2 separate regions of the Homo sapiens genome follow, and region 2 is linked to region 1. A link is a loop called in an ENCODE intact Hi-C map of the cell type or tissue named here. Cell type or tissue: CD4-positive, alpha-beta T cell. All regions are shown on one strand.

Region 1 (5,000 bases):
GCCTGGGTTCTAATCCCAGCTCCTCCACTTCTGGATATTTAACCTCTCTGCGCTTCGATTTACTCCTCATAAAAATCCAACTTGACCTTTGCTTAAGTTCTTCTTCCATCCTACCTGACTATTCAATCCCAAGCCATTCTACAAAGGTCAGTTGAAGGCCCTTCCACACTCTTATTGAATGACCTCAGCCCATCCCTTCAGTCACTTAATATACAACCCTACAGCAAAAGAGTCTGAATCACTCATTTTAACTTATACCTGAGATCGTACATCACCTTGCCTCATTTAATTACTCCACATGTATATGCTGCACCCCTATCAACGTTCTACGCATGAGAGACAGAGTGACACTATTCACTGCCTCACGTGGTCTTCAGTAGCACAATAATATTAATATCAACAACTATTGGCTGGGTGCAGTGGCTCAAGCTTGTAATGCCAGCACTTTGGGAGGCTGAGGATGATGGATCACTTAAGCCCAGAAGTTTGAGACCGGCCTGAGGAATATGGCAAAACACCGTCTCTACCAAAAAATACAAAAATAGTTGAGCATGGTGGCACACACCTATAGTCCCAGCTACTCAGGAGGCTGAGGTGGGAGGATCACTTGAGCCCAAGGAGACAGAAGTTGCAGTGAGCCGAGATCCCACCACTACACTCCAGCCTGGGTGACAGAGCGAGACCCTATTTCAAAAAATAAAAAACAACTACTATGAGTGTGGCGCATTGGCTCATGCCTGTAATCCTGGCATTTTGGGAGGCTGAGGCAGGAGGATCGCTTGAGCCCAGGAGTTAAAAGACCAACCTGGGCAACATAGGGAGACCCTGCCTGTATAAAAAAAATAAGTTAATTAAAAATAAATATAAATAAAATACATTAAAAAATTTTAAAAGCCAGTTATTATGACTACCATTACTGTATACATAAAGCACCAGGCACTGTGCTAAGTAGCTTATGTATTTTTCTGTCCTTTACTTTTTTTAATACTTTCAGGTAAATCTCTTTTGATCACCATTTCGTAGTTGAGAAAGAGACTTTACCCAAAGCTACAAAATTAGTAAGGATGGGCGAGAAGAGTGAGAGTGGATGATTCGAACTCAGCTCTGTCTACCTCCAAAGCCCCTTCTTCTTCTTCTCCTTTTTTTTTTTTTTAAGGGAAGGGTCTCACTTTGTTTCCCAGGCTGGTCTCCAACTCCTGATCTCAGGCGATCCTCCCGCCTCGGCCTCCCAAAGTGCTGGGATTACAGGCCTGAGCCACTTCGCCCAGCTCAAAGCCCTTTCTTAACTATATGACATTGCCTAGTAACTACTTTGGTCATTTCATAGCTAGGTGTTAAGTCTTCTCTCTGAACTGCAAGCTGTTAACAGTAACAAAACAAAAGTGACTGTTTAGTCGCTTCCAAAATAACCCATTCCTAAGTGATCCATATTCAAGCCTTTAAACAAACTAACTCATTTAATCCTCCCAACGACTCCATGAGATAGTAATAATTATTACTGCCGATTTCCAAATAGGAATCAGGCACAGAAAAGTTAAATAACTTGCCCCAAATCACTTGACTGTAAGTGCTGAATTCAGAGGTGAAATGGTAACTTATAAACTGTTTCATTTATTGACTCACTCTCAACAATTTTTATTAAGCACTCTTTTAGGGGCTGGGGATGGGGCAGTGACTAAACCAGAAAACATCCCTGCTCTCATGGAGCTTACAATCTTATTCCTCAATGTTTTCATTCAAAGACACAATCCTAAATCCTCTTAAATACCCTAAGATTACCACACAAAAATATCACATTTGGGTAACAAAAATTAGCATCGAAGAAGGAACATGGGACTTGACCCCAGAAAAGCTGGGTAAAATCCCTAATTTTGCCATTTGTTAGCTGTGACCGTGGGCAAATTCCTTCACCTGACTCTCCATTTCACGGCCTGTAAAAAGATTATTTCGCACAATGAAGACAATATACGCTCAATAAACGAGTTTCCTTTCTCCTCCCCACCATACAGTGACTTCATAATTTGTGCCGTCACTGAGCACGTGTTAAAGGACTACGCAGAAAAACTTAACGTGAACAACTTCTTACTTTCCAGCGCAATTCTCATTCCAGATCATCACCCCTCTAAGTTCAGGCCCCAGACTACTCTGATTCAAATAAATCAGGTGGCAAGTCGGGAATGACAGCAACTCGCATCAGGGCCTGGCGGTGTCTATGAAATGCTCCAGGTGACCTTCTCCAGAAGGCACTTTGGTTTCCGCCGGGGAGCAGCGTGGCCTCCTGAGCCGGTTCCCCGCCGCGTGCCGGGGAATGCACCACCCGGGAGGAGAACCCCGCGGCTCCGGCACGAGGGTGTGCCCCGACACTGTCTTCCACTCAAGAGCTCTGCGACTCTCCTGCCACCTGCCAACCCCGACCACCTCCTCCGGGCTGCAACTCCACCCCGCACCCGGGCTGCTGCTCCGGCTCCTCGGGTCTGTGCCCGCCGCCCGAGTGACCTCCCGCCGGGGCCCGGGCGGCTCGCCCTGGCCGGAGGGGCCGGAAAAGGCCGAGAGGCCTGACCTCCCGTGGGGCTTCCCTTCCTTCCTCCTGGGCAGCGCAGCCTGGAGCCAGCAGCTCTGCACCGGCCGGGCCTGCTGGGGCGAAAAGCCCCTTACCTATCTTCACGACCGCATCCGCCAGACACCGGTCCCACTTCCTGCCGAGCTCCGACTCAGACATGTTCCCCACCCGCGCCTCCAGCTTTCCTCTCGGCCGGCCCCCGCGCTCCGACCCCTGAAAGTCTCGCGAGAGCTGGAAACAAGTCCCAGGTCAGGAAGGCAGGCGCAGACGCTCCAGATATCGCGAGATGATCCGCTGCTTCCATCCCTTCCGGTTTTTTCAGTTGGTCGTCAAGGTGACGAGTTGTCTGGAGGCTCGAGGTGACCCTGACCTTGGGGCTGCGCCTATGGGTTTGCGAGGCTGACAGTTTCCTAGGCGTCACCCCAAGCCGTGACCAGGCCTTTCCTCCTCACCAAAGTGCGACATTGGCCCTGGAAATCCCCCGGGCAAGAGAGGGTACAGACTTGATTTATTCATTCATTAACGTACTCACCTTCACTTTCCCTACTCACTCTCTCATTCGTTCACTGGTTTCTTGCATTGGAATTCCCGCCTGAACCACTAACACCGAAACTGCTCTGGGAAAGATTACCTACCGCCAAATCAAATGGACTCTTTTCTGACCTCTGTACCGCATTCCACACAATTTTCCCTCCCTCTGATCCTCCCTGGCTCCTCTATTCGTTTCACTCCCGGTAACGCCACTCTTTCCTCTTCTCCCCATCTGCTGTTGTCTGTTGGTTTCCTCCAGGGCTGCCTTTTCTCTGCCAGCTGTTTAAGGACTGTTGGTTCGCAAGCTTCCATCAATTCTCTTTTCACTGTACAGACTCTCCCTGAGTAATTGCAAACACTGCCAAATTATATCTCCAGGTAAAACGTCTACCTCAGGCCTCCTATCCATGTATATATTTACACACCCACCCACACACACACACACATACACATACATACACAGGGTGCCCTCTGTATCTGTGGGTTTTGCATCCATGGATTTAACCAACCATGGACCAGAAACATTTTTGAATCAAATAAAAAATAATGCAAAATTTAAAATACAGTACAACTATTTACCTAGGATTTACATTGTATTAGGTATTATAAGTAACCTAGAGATGATTTAAAGTATATGGGAGCCAGCGCAGTGGCATGCGACCGTAGTCCCAGCTACTTGGGAGGCTGAGATGGGAGGATTGCTTGAGACTAGGAGTTCGACTTCATCTCTTTAAAAAAAAATAAGTAATTTTAAAAAAGGATATGTAAGCATGTGTGTAGGTTGTATGCAAATACCACGCCATTTTATATATGGGACTTGAGCATCCTGCATTTTGGTAACTGCGAGATCCTGAAACCAAATGCCCACAGCTATCAAGAGAGATTGTATATCCAGCCTACTGGCTAGTGTCATTGATTTTAGTCTTCCATCCTACCAACAAATAGAAATCTGACCACGTTATGCCTCTGATTAGAAGCTGTCAATGAAGGCCGAGAGCAGTGGCTCACACCTGTAATCCCAACACTCTGGGAGGCTGAGGCGGGAGGATTGTTTGAGGCCAGTAGTTCAAGACCAGCCTAGGCAGCATAGTGAGACTCCTGTCTCTACAAAAAATTTAAAAAATTAGCCAGGCTAATGTGATGTGTGCCTTTAGTCCCAGCTACTTAGGAGGCTGAGGTAGGAGGATCACTTGAGCCTGGGAAGTGGAGGCTACACTGAGCCATGTTCATGCCACTGCACTCCAGCCTGGGCATCAGAGTGATACCCTATCACAAAAGAAAAAAAAAAAAAGCTGTCAATGACTCCCATTCATACACTGGATCTATCCAAGCTTCAACACTGCACTGATTCTAGGAAGCCTAGTCAGATAGAGCTTAGAGCTGCCTTCCCCTTCTCATTGTCCCACTACCCTGCCTACCCGCATTGATTTCTCTATCTAGTACTGAAACATCTGGTTGTAGATATTATCTGCTAGTAGAACTAGAAGTTGCCCCTTCGTCTTCATACTTCCAGTCAGAGCACAATGCCTTGGATAGTAGGGTCTTCTATGAAATATTTGTTGAACTGAATTGAATTTATTCACCTATTTATTTGTTTATTTATTTATTGAGAGAGAGTCGCGCTCTGTTGCCCAGGCTGGAGTGCAGTGGCACGATCTCGGCTCACTGCAACCTCTGCCTACTGGGTTTGAGCAATTCTTCTGCCTCAGCCTCCAAAATAGCTGGGATTACAGGCGCCCACCACCACGCCTGGCTAACTTTTTGTATTTTTTTAGTAGAGATGGGGTTTCGCCATATTGGCCAGGCTGGTCTTGACTCCTGGCCTCAAGTGATCCACCCACCTTGGCCTCCCAAAGTGCTGGGATTACAGGCATCGTTCAACTATTTATTTGCAACTATGACAGCAAAA
Region 2 (5,000 bases), 260 kb after region 1:
CTGGCCGCCAATCCCTGGGTACTGGCTTCCTCCCTGCCTGTGGACTGTGGATGGGAAGGTGCCGGGAGCACAGATGGCAGGTGGGGTCTTGGCAGCCTGGAGCGCGCTCACTGATGCCCCAGAGCAGGCGTGTGCCACCCTCCAGTGGCCACACTGGGGACTGCAGGGCTGGCAGGTGGAGGGAGGGCGTGGGCCTCAGGGTTCCTGACCTTTTGCCACTGCGCTGACCGACCTCCCTTCCAGGACATGGAAAATAAAATCAGAAGTACGCTGAACGAGATCTACTTTGGAAAAACAAAGGATATCGTCAATGGGCTGAGGTAATGTACCAGAAAGCACAAGCTTTAGAAGCAGACAGAGGGATTTGAACCCTGGCTCTGCCAGTTACTAGCTGTGTGGTCTTGGGCCTCGGTGTCCTCATTGGTAGGCTGCAGTGCCCCTCTTCTGGGATGATCATTATGTTGATTTTGGAAAGTAAAGTCCTGATGTGTCATCTGCACTCTCCGTAGCAGCTGTCGGTCCCTATCTGCACCATTTGTTTTCTGGGGCATGTTCACCCTAACAGCCATTGGTGCCCTTGCCCCCGGAGCCTCCTCAGCCCTGCAGTTTGTCAGTCCCCGCTCAAAAATCTCCCCACCCTCCAGCCTGGGCCTAGGGGAGCCATGACACCACATTCCGGGCAGCCCGGCTGCCTCTGGCTGGCCTGCTCTCCGAGACAGCAGAGCGCAACGTGCAGGCAGGGCCCTCAGTCCGGGCCTTCTCAGGCCCCCAGCCTCCCTGACGCCACATGCAGGCAGGGCCCTCAGCCTGGGCGTTCTCAGGGGGCCCCAGCCTCTCTGACGTCCTCTGCCAGGGCTCTGCTGCCAGTGGCCAGTGTCCTGCACCATCCTTCCCACCTCGTGCCCTCAGCTCTGCAGTGTCAGCCCAAACAAAAGCCGGGCGCTCTCTGGACCCTCCAGGTCCACGGCGGACAGAGCAGGAGGCAGGCCTCTGACATGAGGCCAGAGCCCAGCTGGGGGCAGTAAACGGCTGTGGAGGGAGCACTGGCCTTGGAGTCAGGAGAGTCAGGAGGCCGGGATCTCCCCTAAGCTCTGTCATCCCGAGCTGCATGGCCTCTGGCACTCCTCGCAGAGGCCCTTGTCCAGTCGAGGAGGCACGGTCGGCTGAGATGATGAATCTAGAACACGCTCTGCAGTCCAGCAGCACCGTGTGAGTCGGGCTGTGCTATGCCTTTAGCGGCCAGCCCTCTCACCCACTGCCGTGGTGTAGCTCTCACAGCCCAGCCCAGAGGAGAGGCAGGCTGCAGTCCCGGGGCTGCCCCAGCTCGTGGACTGGGGTGGGCGACAGATTTCAGTCACCTGCTTTACAGTTTTAAAACAGAGGAGGAGTCCTCTTTGGACCCTTGTCTTCTGATCCCCTGCCCACCTGGGGGAGGCTTGGTCTTCGTGACCTGTGACAGGGTTAGAGCCCAGTGGTCCCTGGCGTTAGGCCTGCCACTGGCAGCCACTGCCCGATACACCAAACACACTTTCCCGCCCAGCCAACCTGCACAGTCCCCAGGCAGTGGCTGGGAAGTGGGGGAGAGAAGCCGAAGAGCCTGCGGGTGGTGGTGGCGAGCCCCTGAATACCACGACCACCGCCAGCGTGGACCTCTGCAGCGGCGATACCACTCCACACCCCAGAGCCGCCACGGCATCCCCCCTTCCGCCTCGTGGGTCTCCCTGAATTTCCTCCTCAGCTGTGGCCCCCTGCGTTCCTGGCTTCTCGTCGTTCTCTTCCCTCCCACTCCACTCATCTTGAACACTCTCTGTAGATCTATTGATGCTATCCCTGACAACCAAAAGTTTAAGCAGTTGCAGAGGGAGCTCTCTCAAGTGCTGACCCAGCGCCAGATCTACATCCAGCCTGATAATTAAGCCGATCCAGGTACCCTGCCTGAGAGCCGCGAGACCCTCCCCACTAAAACAGGACTCACCAACCCGCCGAGACCCTGCCGGTCCGGCTGCTGCTCCGCGGCCATTTAAACCACCACTAACCCCCACGTGTGCTCCCGGTCGGTGCACAGCCACATTCCCGTGTAGCCTCGGCCCCATGTAACACGGCACCTATCACGTGTGTGTGCTTTCCACTCTGGGTGGAGGCTGGGTGTGGGGAAGACGGCTGATTTTTTGGCTTTTGCTTCTGAAGAAGCCCAGGCCAAGGGACGGATGCTGCCTCTCCAGCAGCAGCCACTTGTGTGCACCGGCCTGACTGTCCCCAGGGCAGGGATCTGCCTGCCGTCCACCCCCCCATGCTTCAGAGGAGCCTCTGATGCTGGTGCAGGGATCCCAGAAGCCACATAAGCCTCCCCGCTGCTCAGCGGCACATTGCCTGTCCAGGGCTAGCTGGCTTGGAAGGGGTGACCTCACTCTCTGATCTCTGAGTCTCTGGGGTTGGAGGGCAGAGTCAGGGCTGGACTCCACCCTGGCTGGCCCAGATGCTCTGCTGGAGCTGCCTGGACGCCCAGTGCCGACTCGGCCACAACCAGCATAACCTTCCGCCCCTAACGAGCTGCAGCTGTTCCTTTAAACAGGTTTCGCTAATGGAAAGGAAAATAGTCTTGCTTGTTGGTAATGGCCAAGAACCATGACTTGAGCTTGTGACAGATCCAGATGTAGGGAAGGAGGCAGCATCCCTGGAGAGTAGGAGGGAAACTTGTTTGTAAAAAGAAGGCATTTGGAACCCTGCCAACTGGGGCTGCAGAGCCCAGGTCCAGGGGCTGCGCACTGAAGGCCCACCCCAGAAGGGGTGCAGCAGACTTTCCAAGGTGGAGGTGGGGTCAGGCACTTAGAAAACCAGGTGGAGCTGCTTTTCCGAGGCCGTGGGACTTAAGTGCACCAGTCTGGTCTGTGTGTGCCAACTTAAGGCCCACGACTCGGGTCAGCCTCACAGTGTGGCCATCAGGCATTTCCATCATGGCATTGAGAAAAAACTCTTTTTAAGATACACCGTGATGGTGCAGTTCCCTGGCCGCCCACTGGGGGCGTCCTGGCGTAGAAACCCTGGCAGCCAGGTCTGCTCAAGATGACTCCTCCCTCCCACAGAGTCGAGCACTGTCTCCAAGCGCTGATTCGAGGTTGCTTGGCCGTGACCTTCCCAAGCATTGTCCCTTAAATAAGCCCCCTGCTCCTTCCGCCTTCCACCATTTCACTTCTAACTTCCTGTGTCTAACATGATTCTAGCTCTGGAACTTTCTCCTTCGTGTGATCCAGCCAAGACCTGGCGGGCTTGGCTCTTCCTTCCCAGAAGAGCCAGTGACCACCCAGGCTAGAGGTCCTGTGCGCTGCTGCTTTGCCCGCCGCATCTCCCGCTGGCCATGTTGACCTCCCGCTGTGAGCTTGGCAAGAAGCCCCTGGGGAATCGGCTGAGATTTGGAGCCTGGGGGCCGTGGGGGCTGATGCCTTTGGCCGCCGCAGAGCCAGGGACAGTCCTGGGAAGATACTCAGAAACGTGTATTTCCCCAGCATGAACCAAATGTCTGCGTTTCTCCTGGGAGTTTTTTCAGTTGTATGCAGCTTGCTTCCAGGTCTTGTCTTATGGCACCTGCTGAGTATTTTGAGGGCTCTTCCTGTGACTTGTAGGGATTCGGTAGCCAGAACTCAGTCTGGGTGCTGTTGCTTCTCCTGGGCCCTGCTTCACTTCCATTTGCCCATTTTTGCTTCTGGGGATTGATTTTTCTGATTCTTCCTTCCCATGGCTGGTGTGAATCAAACGTGAGAGTCCGGCTGAGTGCACTCTCCGTAGCACTCTTCTTGAGCAGCCCTCTACCCACTCTTTCCACTGCTTCTAAACTGTTATAAAACCTACATTTAGGAAGTCTTTGCCTAACCAATATGTTGGGTAAATTTGACAAAATGATTAAAGAATTGCTAGGGGGGCATTCCTCTGAGCCTCAGTTTCCTCATCTGTAAATTGGGTTGATAGCTTTTTTCTTTTTTAAGCCTTGACTTCGCTTTTTGTTGTTGTCGTTGTAGAGATGGGGTCTCACTATGTTGCCCAGGCTGGTCTTGAACTCCTGGCCTTAAATGATCCTCCTGCCTTGGCCTCCCAAAGTGCTGGGATTACAGGCTTGAGCCACCACATCCGGCCGGGTTGATAGTTGAGACTTCCCCAGGATGCCCGTGAAAATTAAATGAGATAATATATGTGAAAGGCGTTTTGTAAACTGTGAAATCTCCATAAGCCTTCATTGTTTCTGGCTTTGTTGATGAGCGTCCCCACACATACGTGAATGCGGTCGCCCTGAACGTTTCCCCACAAATCCAGAATTTGACAGCAGGGATCCCAGGGGCACTTGGCTGTCCTGTGCCGCCCTTTGCAATCCGGGCTGAGGGGTTTTCTGGGCCAAGTTAACAGCGGATGGTGCCTCACAGCAGAGGCCTGAAAGCACCTGCTGCGTGGGCCATAAACACAGTGTGCTCAGACACGCAGAGACACTGGTTCTTACCCACTCCCAAGGGTGGGATAACGCTGCACCTTGCACTTGTGGGATGAGGAATGAGGCTCTTCTGCTGGGCAGGGCCTGGGCAAGGGAGAAGCTTTTATAGAGGAACCCGCATGGCCCCGGAGTCCTCCCCTCTTAGCCCCTGGCCTGAGTCCCCAGCCAGCAACCCAGGGTAGCTGTTCTGAAGCAGAGGGGCTTTGTTCCATTGTGTTTGGAAGCCCAGAAGCCACCTTGTGGCTTAGGGTGACATAGGGACCTACACACAGAGGAGTGAACTTAGGGTTCTAGGGACTATGGCCGGGTCACCGGTGGCCAGGGGCAGAGATGAGCACCTGTCCATGTAAGCCATATGCCACCCCCACAGGGCCTGGCAAGGTGCAGAGGGTGCAGGTCTCGGCCATGTACCCCTTTGCCCCTTTCTGAGAGGGGCAGATGCCCAGCCCAGTGACCCAGAGCCTCACCCCAGGAAGCGGGTCCATGCAGCAAATCAGCCAGGCACTGGCATGGTGGCCCCCAG

What was found. Peaks named below come from ENCODE experiments on the same cell type or tissue, not always from the same donor. Only the 100,000 strongest peaks of a DNase experiment are listed, where the experiment ranks them.
Region 2: it touches region 1 in a loop (4-fold over the local background); 21 of 110 quality-filtered maps call a loop at or near these places.

Annotation. Positions count from the first base shown.
Region 1 is chr1:19,594,765-19,599,764 of GRCh38, reverse strand. MICOS10-NBL1 (MICOS10-NBL1 readthrough) reads right to left here and starts at 2,786. Exons shown (of 4, transcript NM_001204089.2): 1 at 2,656-2,786. MICOS10 (mitochondrial contact site and cristae organizing system subunit 10) reads right to left here and starts at 2,786. Exons shown (of 4, transcript NM_001032363.4): 1 at 2,656-2,786. The coding sequence starts at 2,719. It overlaps MICOS10-DT (MICOS10 divergent transcript), which reads left to right and starts at 2,933. Exons shown (of 2, transcript NR_135054.1): 1 at 2,933-3,055. RefSeq lists a silencer at 2,364-2,573 and an enhancer at 2,694-2,993. In CD4-positive, alpha-beta T cell, no CTCF peak of the experiment used is centred here; DNase peaks (open chromatin) are centred at 2,044, 2,314 and 2,864; H3K4me3 peaks cover 2,290 bases; H3K27ac peaks cover 3,612 bases.
Region 2 is chr1:19,339,678-19,344,677 of GRCh38, reverse strand. It overlaps CAPZB (capping actin protein of muscle Z-line subunit beta), which reads left to right. Exons shown (of 9, transcript NM_004930.5): 8 at 244-320. Among named protein-coding and RNA genes, the nearest start is that of SLC66A1, 30 kb to the right of the region's middle. RefSeq lists enhancers at 206-255, 2,952-3,926, 4,692-5,000. In CD4-positive, alpha-beta T cell, CTCF peaks have their summits at 170 (motif pointing left) and 3,021; DNase peaks (open chromatin) are centred at 137 and 3,037.